2 separate regions of the Homo sapiens genome follow, and region 1 is linked to region 2. Evidence: chromatin contacts called from ENCODE Hi-C or POLR2A ChIA-PET data. All regions are on one chromosome and are shown on one strand. Each heading gives the region's core, a stretch centred on a gene start or an enhancer-like site at or near the end of the contact. The rest is flanking DNA. Distances are from core to core; before and after follow the strand shown.

Region 1 (6,610 bases), core at 2,987-5,486, 220 kb before region 2:
GAAAAGAGAATATCAAGATGCTGAGTTTTCTCTGATCCCCTAATTTCACAGTTCATAAGCTACACAATGCAAGTTAATGTCAAAATGAAAGTAGTCCTCCAGCCAAAGTTCAGAGACTAGAACCAGAACATGTTCTTCCTGAGTTTTGAAGTAGGTCTTTGAAAGGAATTACTTCATCTTTTCGATAGCAAGCCTTATTTGGGAAAAATTCTCAATAGCTACTTTATTGCCAAGGTGACAAATCACTATAGTAATGGACATATTTTAATGGATAACTGCTACTTTGTTCCCCACATGGAAGGATTTCAATTCCTGGATAGGCTAGCTGAGGAAACTAAAACTAGATTACCTATTGAAATGTGGCTATGAGAACCCTGAATGTTCAGAACCCAGCTAAACTCTCACACATCAGCCATGTTTATGGAGAGTCCTAAACTAAACCAACAGTAAGGCAGTCAGAGAGCTTTATTCTTATAAGGGAATCACAAACCAGCAACTCTGAAAAACTTGCAAAGTTTCTTTGAGCCAAAGGGAATAAGAATATTCTAGCACATTATAAATTCCCAAACGATGAGTAAATGAATGAATGAATGAATACTCTTTGGATAGTCTGTTCAAGGAAACAGTAACAAAAAGAGACTATTGGTCTTCCCATTTCATTGTACTAGACAATTGACTGACCCAATAGATGAAGTCTAAGGAAACGACTATTAGTTAGGGACAGTAATCTTAGACACAGGACAGGTAGGTCAATATTATTGGAACATTATTACCAGGTTAGCAGTAAATAACAAAAGCAGCAGCCAACATTGTTGAGCACTTAATGTGCACCAGATACAGATGTACCCACTTAACATGTTTAATTGACTTAATCCTGCCTGTGAGCTGGGTACTATTATTATACCCATTTTACAGTTGAGGAAACTGCGGCACAGCAATGCTTCTAAGTGCACAGAGTTACACACCTAGGAGGTGCAGAGGTATAGTTGATCTCAGAAGTCTGTGTTCTTAGTCACTTATTCATGATACATTTAGGGGAAAATGAAAAATAGTAAGGAGTAAAAGTCTTTTATACTAACCTAGTATAATATTTTACCCACATTGTTTAAAACATACCCACATATTAACAAACGTGTGATTTGAAGTTTTGCTTTACATTTTTTATTAAAAATTTTTAAAAATTAGAGATGGGGGTCTCACTGTGTTGTCCAGGCTGGTGTTGAACTCCTGGGCTCAAGTGATCTACACACCTCAGCCTTCCAAAGTATTGGGATTACAGACATGAGCCACCATGCCCAGCCTTTTATATTTTTTAAATTAAAAACTATTACAAGGATTCCTTGGCAATCAATTAAATTAAGAATGATCCAGGAAAATTATGTGTAGCTGTGCTAAGAAATAGTTAATTAAATAATTAACTTTTGTTTAGGGAGCGGCAATTATTGGTACTAAAATAACAACCTTGAATTTATTTTAGAACGAACAATGACGTATTTTCAAAGATGTTAATAAAAAGCTAAATGCAAGATTGTTGTGAAACCTCACTTACGCTAACATAATGATGCTTTGACTCAGTGGACTCAACATTTGCTTCTGAAGCATTTGGAAAACATCTTTAACATGTGAGTCGCTTATTTGTTTCAAGTTAGTAAATACATAAAATGTGAAAGGTATTTTTCAATATCCTGTCAGCTAGAACTCTCTCAACTGACTTATTTGCCCATTATGATGAACATTTCCGGGCTTTGAAAAACCCAGAACTATCATCCTAGGTTAAGACAAAAGTATATTCGGCATGAATTTGGTGCTGTATTTTCTATTTCATTCCCATTGATACTTCATACAGGTTTATATATGGCTGAACTAAGTCCACTGCAGTAATAGATAAAATTCCTTACTTCCGGACCATGTCAGATACAGTTTCTCTGAGATAATAAACATATGGCATAAAGATTTATGAAGAAAATCAACACCTGTCTATTATTATTTTACACTTAAAGTCAAATTACCTGTTGCGCAGTTGCTGGTGTCTCTAAGATTTCTGTCAATGTGTTCCCTGGCTGGTTCCGGATCACATCAATTATCAGCTTCTTGGTCCTTAACAAACCAGAGAAAGAGACAGACTTTCAGACTGTAGTCCTTATGCACAAAAATCTGTTTCTCCTAAGAGAGTGCACAAACACATACAATACTGAAGCTTCAAAGATAATACCTTAAAATAAAACATTCTTGCGGATATTCACCAGGTCTGCTATAAGGCTCCTGAAAGTTTATGAATGCTTGATAATCAAAGTCTGGGCTTTCTGTGCTTGATGTTGTAGCATTATACTGTCAGTAACATGGGCACAAGTGTATCACAAGATTTCCTCTCTAAATACTTTTCCTTCTTTTTTAGACGGAGACTACTTTTTGATGGGCAGGGGGAGCAAGTGCTGCTGATATGGCCTGCTACTGCAGAGTGCAGGAATGATATCTAATATTCTCCTTTCCTGACTTTAATAGCACCTAGACTTCTGAGCTGGCTTAATACCTCATAAGCCTTTAGGAGCCAGACCAACTGTTACCTTTCCTACTATCAGAAAGCTATTAAAGAGTCTGAAGACCAGTGGGAGCGAACGTTCAGTGTGGGCTGTGGAGGCTTGGTCTGTCAGCTGACACAGCAGCGAGGAGGATGGTGTTCAAGGGCCTGAGCAACTAACAAATAGGGTTAACAAAGAAACCTATTTGTTAGGTCTTCTTCCAGTCTTCAGGTGGAAGAGAATAGAAGAGCTTCTCAGTAAACAGTAAAGAGCTGGAAAATTCTTCTGGAAGTACGAAAACCGTAGTTCTCTCATAGGTGTTCTTTATGGCAATTGGCCACCACTTCCTAGGGAGGCATCATGTTATGTAATTACGTACAAAGGTTTTAACATAAAAGCTAAAGGGTCAAATTTGCTCACTTTTACATAAGGTGGAAACAGTATTATTGGAAAAGGCTTTCCTTCTAAAAAGAAAAAAAAGGGCCAGGCGCGGTGGCTCACTCCTGTAATCCCAGCATGTTGGGAGGCCGAGGTGGGCGGATCACCTGCGGTCAGAAGTTCCAGACCACCCTGGCCAACATGGCGAAACCCCATCCCTACTAAGGATACAAAAATTAGCTGGGCATGGTGGCATGTGCCTGTAATTCCAGCTGCTCAGGAGGCCTAAGTGTGAGAATTGCTTAAACCCGGGAGGCAGAGGTTGCAGTAAGCTGAAATCGTGCCACTGCACTCCAGCCTGGGTGACAGAGTGAGATACCATCTCAGATAGATATCTAGATAGATAGATAGAAAGAAAGAAAAGAAAGAAGAAAAGGAAACACAGACAAAAGTTTGTTTAAATTATACATACACTGGTCTAATTGACATCTGAAGTTTCACTTTTACTGTAGTCCCGTTATTGCATTTAACTTTAGTTATTTCAGAGTCATTACATGATATCACTGAATGACTAATTTTTCTTCCTAAACTCTAGCAGGAAATGTTCATGTAGCATGAAATTTAGAAATGAGAACAAAATTTTCACATTTTGAAGGATATGGGCAACTACTCCCAAATGACAGAGAAAACCCTTCAAGTTAATTACAAATATATTACTTTTGAAAATAGGATAAAATCCAATAAGCCATCTGTAAACATCATTTTTCTCATTTCCTATTTATCAGAAGTCTGTGTGAAAAGAACAATCACAATGTGTCTTCCTTGCCTCCCTTCCCCCTAGCCTTTGGAGAACCATTTCCTCTGGCCCCATGACCCTTTGCTGCTGGGGATTTACAGGCTGTCTGGGAATGCACAGCTAAATACTCCACAGAGACTCAAAGGTGGGCCCACAGCTAATTACAGCCACGTGGGGGATGGCATGTTTCCTAAAGCGGCTGTGGCTGAGAAAGCAATGTATCCTTTCCTTCCTACACACCACCTTCCTCCAGCCATCATCATCAATGTATTAAACAGGAACACTGAGTTAAAAATAAAAGCTTTGGATGATTTAAAAAATGTCAATATAGTAACTTTCTTGTTTGAAATAGTATTCTCAGAACTAATTGTGATATACAGTTTCTAGGGAACTTCTAGTTCTTTAGAGAAGCTGTGCAATGACCAAATGACTGGAGTCAATAAAACGTGCCCCACCAAAGACAAAGAATGTTTATTTGCTCAAGAGTTGCTGGAGGACAAACTGCTCACACAGCCTGTTTCCCTTGGACTTCTACTGTACACCAGGCCTGTGGAATTCATTGCCAAAGTTCTACCTCAGACATAAGTAACCATCCAGTCCCATGACAGGGAACCCACCTCCCTCCCACTACAGTGTGTCTAGTGCTTAAGGACGACGGGGACGGACAGATTTAAAGCCAAATCTGTCTTGGCTTGGACTCTTGTTGCATATTAGCCATGTGGATTTGTGCAAGTTATATAATCCTTGTAGGTTTTGTTTTTTCGTTTATAAAACAGGAATCTCTCAGGACTGATGCAAGGATTGGATGAAAAGATCTAAAGCCTTCTGTGAGGTCTGGCACATGGTAAGCACTCACATGGTCGTTAAAGCTGTGCTGCCCATGATGGCCGCCACTGGCCACAGGTGGCACTTGAGCACTTGAGACATGGCTAGTACAAACTGAGATGTGCTGTGTGAAACACACACTGGATTTTGAAGATGTTGTATGAAACAAAGAATGTAAAATATTTCATCAATTTTTTACATTTATTACATATTTAAATATTTTTGGATATATTGGGTTAAATAAAATATATTATTAGAATTAATTTCATCTATTTCTTTTTAAAATAAGGCTTCTAGAAAAGTTAAAATTACATGTGGCTCATATTAAATTTCTTTTGGAGAGTACAATATTGGCACATTCCATTCTCAAACAGGAGCTCACTCTGAGAGGCCTGCCTTCCAGGGCCACCCAGTCATGAAACCTGGTTAGTCTTAGGACTGTGGCCCGGAGAGAGACCTTTGAAAAACAATCCAATCCCTGATTGTACAAATGTGGCAACTAAGACCTAAGAGACTAGAGCTGCAGGAAACAAGTCCAATTCCCTTTCCAAATCAGCAGCTCCTGAAAAACCTATAGAGAAATGCCAAGACTGTGTTCCTCTATCCCCTCTTCCACCATCTTTCCTTTTTCCAAGTGAAACCACTCAGTCCCTTAAAGCTCCTCACAATGGCATCTGCAGAGAGCTCACAGTCCTGCTCACATTCCAGTTACCAATGACCTTAATATGCATCCCCCTTCCCACCCCAGTCCAAATATAACATTCTGGATATGGTCTGACCAGCATAAATCAACTGCTTAGAGTACTGGCGCCAGGGCTCTTCAAATATGTAAGATAGGTTGATCCAAACCACGGGTCTTGCTCTCCCTGAATGAGGAGGTATCTAATTTTGAAAAAGAATTAAGAAAAAAAGAGAAAGAAATACACCAGGGAGTTTATTCATCATAGCTGTGCTCAAACCCCACTGTAGATAAATGAGCCCATACGGCGCTTGTAAGCTGGTGTGGCCCCTTGGGTTTGGCCACTCCATTCATATGGTATCTATTATTACCAGTAGCATTCCTGAAGCTCCCCCTCTGTCATCTGCTTATACTGTGCCCAAGGTTGAAAAGCAATCAGTGTTTGTGGAAACTAAGGAATATTTTCAGTATTTAACATCCTAACAAGATAATTTACATTATTAGCTCCAGACCTCAAATATCACCTTAGCCATTTAGTGCTCCTGCTAGTTTGGACCAAAAAACAAGGAAATCTTTCAGCTGGGATCATGGAACCTAAACTTAATCATGTGACAGGAAATTCTTAAGAGATGACAATTTAAGCACTCAAGCAGCTAAGTATGATTAAAAACCACAAATATTGCCTTCTACTTAAACACACATACTTTTGTGGGAAACTAAGCTTAATTAAGGCCATAAGGATCACATATTTTAAGTTGAATCATAAGTTATAATGAAAGGTTGACAACTGCATAGTTTTATATAATTTATGTGGTATTAATTATAATTTCATGTGATCATCATAGCCCTTCCTTTCCCCTCTCCTCTATATTATGGAGGAGAAAACTGATGGCGAGGCAACTTGCTGAGTTCCATGGTTAATAAGTGATAGATTGAGGCTATAACCCTATGTCATCCCTAAGACCCCTCGACTAGGTTTTTAGGATTCCTCGACCAGGTTTTTTTTTTTTTTTTTTTTTTTTTTAAATATCCCTGTGCTTGGTAGTATTAGAAAAATAGCAATAGCCCAAACTGAGGTTCTCTATTCTATAAACATACACAAGGGAAAAAGAAATAAATGTTTCTTCCTACTCCGATATGTGCCCTTTGTCCCTCCTCTTTGGCCTGGAAAGATGCTCCAGCCTCCGTTACTCAGTAACTGCTCAGCTAATAATTCTCATTATTTATTCTAAGATTCCTAAGAATGCAAAGAACAATGACCTTGCCCTCGACAAGTTGTAAAACTTTATGATCAAGAGTGTGGGCCCTGGAGGATTTCAAATCATGTGGGTTTGAATCTCTGCTCCACTTAGTAACTGTGTTACCCAGGAAAAGGTTTATACCTGTTCTGTGCCTAGTTTCCTCATCTGTAAA
Region 2 (6,961 bases), core at 1,893-4,392:
GACCAGCATTTTCTTAGAAAATGAATTAGAACAGAACAGAATAGTAAACATAAGAGGCTGTTGCATATAGTAGAAGTTAAGTGTTGCTCGGTGAATCTTTAGTTAGACACACACGCCCACTTATTACACATATCACACAGCTACCTGGGTCATGATATAAAATTATTTTACTCTGGGTCATAAGGTTTTAGTCACTTGCTGAAAGTGTATGTCACAGCTAATGAATTAGTAATAAATCAGTAGCACAATTAGTAAATCAGTAACACAAGATCTCTAATGGGCCCCTACCACAGTTACATAAATCTATGCCTGTTTCTGCAGTGGATTTGGTTTCCTAGTAAACTCTAGTAAAAGTCCTGACCCCCCCAGAACTCATATAAAGTCATCTGTCTCCATCCTGCTAACCAGCCCTCCTTAAACATACCCCAAGCCTACTCACTCCTTCCAATGAGCCTCTGAACTCCTGACCCGTTGTAATTCTCCTATATTATCACTTTTTGTTTACACTTTCTCTACCTACTTGTCTAATGAAAAGCTGGCTTTTGCTTCAAAATCCCACCCCTCATAAACCCACTCCAGGGGTGGTTGTTTGCCAAATTTCCTTGACTCCCAGGACAAAGAGAGGATAGTCATCACTTTCCCAAATAAACGTTTCTCCCAGGCCACATCCTGTCCATCACCTCACTTCTCAGGGCTTCACTCTTCCCTCTCACCCCTAACCTTGCCACTCATTTCTTGACCTCCAGGACTTTTCCTTTCTTGCCACAATTGCTGCCTTCCTCCCAGGCCTGCCTCTGCTGGGTGGCTTCAAGAAGGTGGATGACCTTGGTAACACTCCTCCACTACACTCCAACCACACACAGGCACCACACCTTGCACGTTATCACTACCTGGAAATACTCCACCTGTAAGATCAAGGCTTCCAAATCTTGGACTATAGCCTTTCTATTTACTCACTTCTCCACTTCCTTATTCTTATAGATCCTGCCCTTTATTCTCATTGTAGGTGGTTCCTTGATTTCACCCCACTCCATCTTTCCCATCCTGGCTTCATAGGCTCCTCGGCCAGATGGGACCTCAAGAACCCAATTTCAGCAATACTCTCATGAACACCCTGGAGTCCCTGTTTCCCATGCAGAGGCCAAAGGAAATCCTCCCCTTTGCCATCTGAAGGTTCTCTGAAAAAATCAACTCACAAAAGGCCGATCAATTGGAGAAAAGGCATATAAGTTTTATTAACATGTACGCAAGTAGACTCACATGTTTACCCACCCCTCAAGTGACTCAGAAGCTTAACTACCATCCCAGCAAAACAGGTTATGGGAGGGGGGCAGAAAAGGAATTTGGTTGAGATTACCAAGGAAAAGGGATGGGGAACAGAGATTAACCTGTATGTCATCCTGTGAAAGGTTCTGTTCAGGTGTGGCCACATTCCCGGTCTTACAGGGAGGGGAAGGAAAAACAATTCTTTCCCCTGGTGGGTCTCGATCTTTGGTAGATAAAGCCTTTGAAAGAGAATGTGGGATGCAGGAATGTCAGAGACACCTTGAAGCTTCTTCAGTTTGGAATGTCAAAATGCTGTATTTTGGGGCATCAGTGTCTGAGCCCCAACACCTATGACTTGGTCAGAGCCAGCAGGTCAATCCCTAGGCATAGTTACCCCATTCTTTTATCTTGTTGGAGAAATTCACATGAAAATGCTTATTGGCTCTGCAAAGAACATTTATAACACTAATTGGATCTTCAAAACTACTCAGGCTTTCTATCCAACCCTGGCTGATGCACTACTGCTTTTTCATGCCTCCACCCTCCTCACCTCAGCAGATGGTGACTCTTAGTATCCTTCCTCTCTCCCCTCTCATCCCAGAGGAAGGGGTATCCTCTGTTCCTTTTTTCTAAGCTGGGGTGGGAAGGCTGAGAGCTGAGACAGCCTCAGCCATAGATGCTATCTCAAATGTCAGTGTGCATAATAGTGTACTCCAGTGCTCTGTTAAAAGGCAGACCTCAGCCGGACGCGGTGGCTTATGCCTGTAATCCCAGCACTTTGGGAGGCTGAGGTGGGTGGATCACATGAGGTCGGGAGTTCAAGACCAGCCTGACCAATATGGTGAAACCCCGTCTCTACTAAAAATACAAAATCAGCCAGGTGTGGTGATGCATGCCTGTGATTCCAGCTACTTGGGAGGCTGAGGCAGGAGAATCGCTTGAACCTGGGAGGCGGAGGTTGTCCTTAGAGATGGCCTTATAGGGTCAGGAGTGATCCTCAGAAGCCTGCACTCACACAAGCATCCAAGTGACCTTGATGCAGGTGTAAATGAATTTGGGGATCACTGCCCTAAGTCACTCTCCCAGATGACATAGCTGCCTCAACTCTTGCCTTGAGAAATACCAGGGGCAGGAAAAGCTGTGTATTACAAATCACACGATGGGAAAAAACAAACAAACAAAAAAGCAACCCAGGGACATTAAGCCAAGTAGGACGGAGTACAGAGTGCAGAAATGACTAGAAATGTTAATTCCTGAATTCCTGTTCTTGCACCAAAATGGGTTCAAGTTTCTCAGCAAAAATGAAAGATCAAGGACAAGAACATATGAATGGCTAATTCCCCCAAACCATTTGCAGCATTTAACCAAAAGCAAACTTGAACTGAATCTACCAAATAAGTTTAATATTCATGTTTATATTTTTTCTTTATTGAGCTTTCTACTTTTACTACTCAACATGATTTATAGAGACTCATTTGAGCTTTCTACTTTTACTACTCAACATGGTGTATAGAGACTCATGGAACTAAAGAGCACTGTCAAACAGTCAGAAGACCTTTATCCTAATCCCAAATCTACCACTAACTCCACCATGGATAAGTGAGATAAATTTCTGAGCCTCAGTATCCCCATATATGAAATGGGGATTTGACTCTGTTAAAGAAAAACAAAGGTGTTCAGACTGAGAAGGCAATGGAAGATCGCTCTACATTCTATATCACCCTAAAAATGGAAGACACAAAGAAATCATTCTGTGACAACCTTGTACAAATGTTCTCCCCCACCAGCTTCCCTAAAGTCACTCTATGCCTTGAATAATGATACCGTTTTATGACTTTTAAGCATCACAGCATGAGGCAGCTTCCGGTGGGGAGGTTCACACAGGAAGGAAGAGATCTCAGTGCTGTTTGCTACTCATACCTTTTGATGTTTCAACAAAAAGCCAAGCATTCTTTGAAACCAGTCATAATAGTGGCAAAACCAAAAAGATAATTGATGAATTGAAGGTGGTATGGAGGCCTAACCAAGAATAAAGATGCACCAAAATTTTCTTGGGTGAAGAGAACAGAATAAAGTCTACATCATAGAGAAGTACAAATTCTTAATAATACTTTAAGGCACAGTAGCTGATGCCTGTAATTCCAGCACTTTGGGAGGCCAAGGTGGGAGGACTGCCTGAGGCCAGGAGTTCAAGACCAGCCTAAGCAACATAGTGAGATCTCATCTCTATTTTATTTTAATTGAAAAAAGAGAGAGCAAGAAAGAGCTAGCCTAAAATGAGCAAAAGAGAGAAGGAGAAAGAGGGAGGAAGAACACAAAGTAAATACAAGATAAATTATTCCCAGAACAAACTACTTATAATAGTACCAGTTAAAACAAAATAGAAACAGTTCACAGGAAAAAAAAAGAGAAAGGAAAATAAAACAATATATAGCCATATATAGCCAATGGATAGCTATATTGTGCTAATTCCACCAAAGCTTAAGTGAGAATTTATTGATCAAGAGCTAGAACTAGAACTAGCCCATATAGAACCTAAAAACCAAGACCATGTTTTGGACTTACAAGGAAGACATGATCAAAACACATTAAGAAATAAAGAAATGGGACAGTATGTTATAGTTTTTAAGCACAGTCTTTGAAGTCAGAAAGACCTAGGTTGTAATACTGTTGCTGTCGCCTGTTGGCTGCGACACTGAATAAATTACTTAAGTTTTTCCAAGACTTGGTTTTTCCATCTATCAAATGGGGATAATGCTCCTTCCCACAGAGTGGTTGTGAGAATCGAGACCATGTGGGTTGAATGCTTAAAGCACCGTGCCTGGTGAGTAGACACTTGTGTGATAATCCTTGTGAGTAAAGTACATTTGCAACCATGGAAAATTCCAAACCTCTCCCAGGTTTCCAACTTTGAAGATCCTGAGAAACAAATATAAACTTTGGGATCAAATATCAGTTGCTCAACTTGTCTTTGGCTGGAGATGATTAATACCGATTATTTGTATTTTAAAATACCAGCACTCTGAAAAGTTATACTTTCATCTGTCAGAACATACCCGATTGGCACCTGTCCAACATACATCCAAAGCTAGTACAATATGTGAAACTAAAAACAAAGAACTTTTTCCACCTACTATATGCCCAAGCCTAGGCTTGGCAGACAGAGAACACGAAATGTGTCCTGCTGAGTCAGATAAGCAATGCTTTGATCTGCCCCAGGGCATCTGACCTCCCAGTGTCCTCCTCTGCTGCCCAAATCCAGACCCCCGCCAAGTCCTGTAGCTTTTTCCTTTATATCCTTAATAAGTGTTCCTTCCATTCTAGCTCCACAGCATAATCCCTGGTCACCGCCAGCTGGCCCTCAGCACCAACACCTCTCTGAGGCCCCAACTACAAGCACTACTTGTTGGCAGGTAGGGCTGGCTGGGATCACGTCTATTCCTGTGCCACGGAGATCACCCTGTTAAGACCACCTCTCCAACTCTGCCAAGCTACCCTGGACAAGTCTGGGCTCCTCACAAGTTACTCTCTCCCTGCCATTGGGATGTGCCAGGCCCTGATCTCAGCCTCGCTGGCACAGGGCTCCTGAGGCAAGCTGGTTGGAAAGCAGCCCCAAGCAGGCCTTCCCCTCAACCAGGTGCCAGACTTGCGAGGGGGTCCCTGCTCTCAGCTCACTGCACCCTCTGCCCCACCAGCTGCCGCATGGAACAACCAAGCAGTTCATCTTGCTCCCCGTGGAAAGCAGAGGTGAGGTCAGAGCCAGGGAGAGAACAAGGGAGGGAAGGGAGAAATGGAGAGTTACAGTGGAAACATGAAAACTATTTATGTTTTGAAAATGCAATTAGGAATTCTTAAAAATTTCATTACTATTTTGTGTGTAGAGCAACAAAGAAAAATATTTCCCTGGAAATTCCAAGTTCTTATTAGCATTGCTTATCCATGGGTATGTCCTAGGAATAAGGATAGTGAGGTCCAAGCATGCAGAGGAAATCCACTGGATTCTCTAAAGTATTCCCCAGTCAGAAGATTCTCTTTTTTTTTTTAAACTAATCATGAATATTGACTGTTAAGCAACTCATGGCTTTCACTTGCTTAAACATTTGAAGCACTTCTCCTTTCAAATCTGATTCTCTAACTCACCACTAGATAAGGCCAGAGCTTGAGACTTGATTTAATCAACAAGGTGTTCTTTTGGTATCTGAGTTGTAAACACTGACACAAAAGGAATCACACCCGTGTTTTGTTTTCTTTCCAGGGCACATATATAACTGTCCCAGACTCACCAATATAGCCAATGGCTTGGCTTACCTAAAGAGACCTTTGAAGATAATATTTCTAAACAAGCCTATCACCAAGGGAAGGGTGTTTTTTTTTTTTTTTTTTTTTTGCTTAGTTTATTTTCAGAGGTAGGACAGAAAAAGGAAGCACAGCAAAAGTTTTCTGTGCATTTTCTCTTTCCTTAAAAAAGGAATATAATATCACAGGAACTTTCCTTGGGAGACACAATAGCAGTCCCATTCATAACTATTTACTCAAGCTGCAATTTGCAAACTCCGTCTCCATTCCTTGCCAAGATTCCCTCTCCTGTTTTCTGACCTTCACAATAGCTCCGGTTGGATTAAGTTCCTCAACCTAGAGTTTATCCAAAAAGAATTCTCCATCGTACATTTTTGCATAGTTGTCCTAAAAACTAAAAGACTGAATTTCTTAAAACAGATTCATTTTCATTATTTGAATAAATTTTAGGCAGATTAATATAAAATCTACTCAGCAGTACTAATTCTTTTGGAAAAGTTACTCCTTTAATTTAAATAGTAGGATTTCTGGCATCAGAGAGGACATTTCAAAGCCCATATTAGTAGTAGACTTGTCTGTACAGTTTCATTTCAGCAAAAGCCCCACAGCAAAGAAGCTATAAAGTTAGCTTTGAGGGCCTACTTGAAAAGGAAACCTAAAAAGTCCATTTAGTATTATTTTAAATGACAAAGAAATGAAAAGGCTTAGTTTAAAACAGCTCCCAATTAAAAAAAATCAAGGGAGTTGCCAGGCATGGTAGCAAGCAACTGTAGCCTCAGCTACTTGGGAGGCTGAAGCTGGAGGATTGTTTGAGCCCAGGAGTTTGAATCCAGCCTGGGCAACACAGCAAGACCCTTAAAATTAAAAACAAAAACACAAACCAACAAAAAACAATCAAGGCAGCAGTAAGCTTAGAACCGTAAGCATTCAGATCAGGAAGGATTCAATTTCTGATTGAGTTTCTAATAGTAACAAAAATAATTTTATCCTCAAATTCCCTTTCTGGGGTCCATTTCAAAAGCCTATGAAGACACCCTGTGAAAGGCAGCTTCTAAGGTGGTGCCCCAGTCATCCCCATCCCTCTGAATTCAACCCCTTGTGGAAAACTCCTCCCCTTGAGCATGGCCTTGACTTAGTAACTCGATTCTAATGAATAGGATACAGCATAAATGATGGGTGTCATTGCTAAGAATAGGTTACAAAAAGACTAGCTTCCATCTTCTTCTCTCAGTTGCCTACTCTGATGGAAACCAGTTGCCATGTGTAAGTTTCCATGTGTAAGAGGCCCAAGTGGTGAGCAACTGAGGGAAGACTCTGGCCAACAGCAGCAAGGAACTGAGATCTCCAGTCCAAAAACCTGTCAGAAACTGAATCCTGCCAGTGTCACTGGGTGGCTTGG

The links. Hi-C counts contacts between places; a loop is a spot of excess contacts on that map. ChIA-PET counts read pairs that join two places held with the same protein, here RNA polymerase II (POLR2A). Pooled maps may share reads with other maps.
Region 1: a pooled map shows a loop between it and region 2 (1.8-fold over the local background). The contact joins two enhancer-like sites. A Hi-C loop is called at or near these places in 1 of 50 pooled maps. POLR2A ChIA-PET finds 5 or more read pairs at or near these places in 2 of 52 experiments (K562 and activated T-cell).

What each region holds. Positions count from the first base shown.
Region 1 is chr5:76,688,842-76,695,451 of GRCh38, reverse strand. It overlaps IQGAP2 (IQ motif containing GTPase activating protein 2), which reads right to left. Exons shown (of 36, transcript NM_006633.5): 31 at 2,010-2,097. Among named protein-coding and RNA genes, the nearest start is that of NCRUPAR, 20 kb to the left of the region's middle. Within about 2 kb of position 4,236, at least 6 of the 41 ENCODE cell types and tissues checked have a DNase peak (open chromatin) inside an H3K27ac peak, as active enhancers do.
Region 2 is chr5:76,470,057-76,477,017 of GRCh38, reverse strand. All of the region lies in intron 2 of IQGAP2 (IQ motif containing GTPase activating protein 2), which reads right to left. Among named protein-coding and RNA genes, the nearest start is that of IQGAP2, 70 kb to the right of the region's middle. RefSeq lists an enhancer at 3,820-5,019. Within about 2 kb of position 3,142, at least 5 of the 41 ENCODE cell types and tissues checked have a DNase peak (open chromatin) inside an H3K27ac peak, as active enhancers do.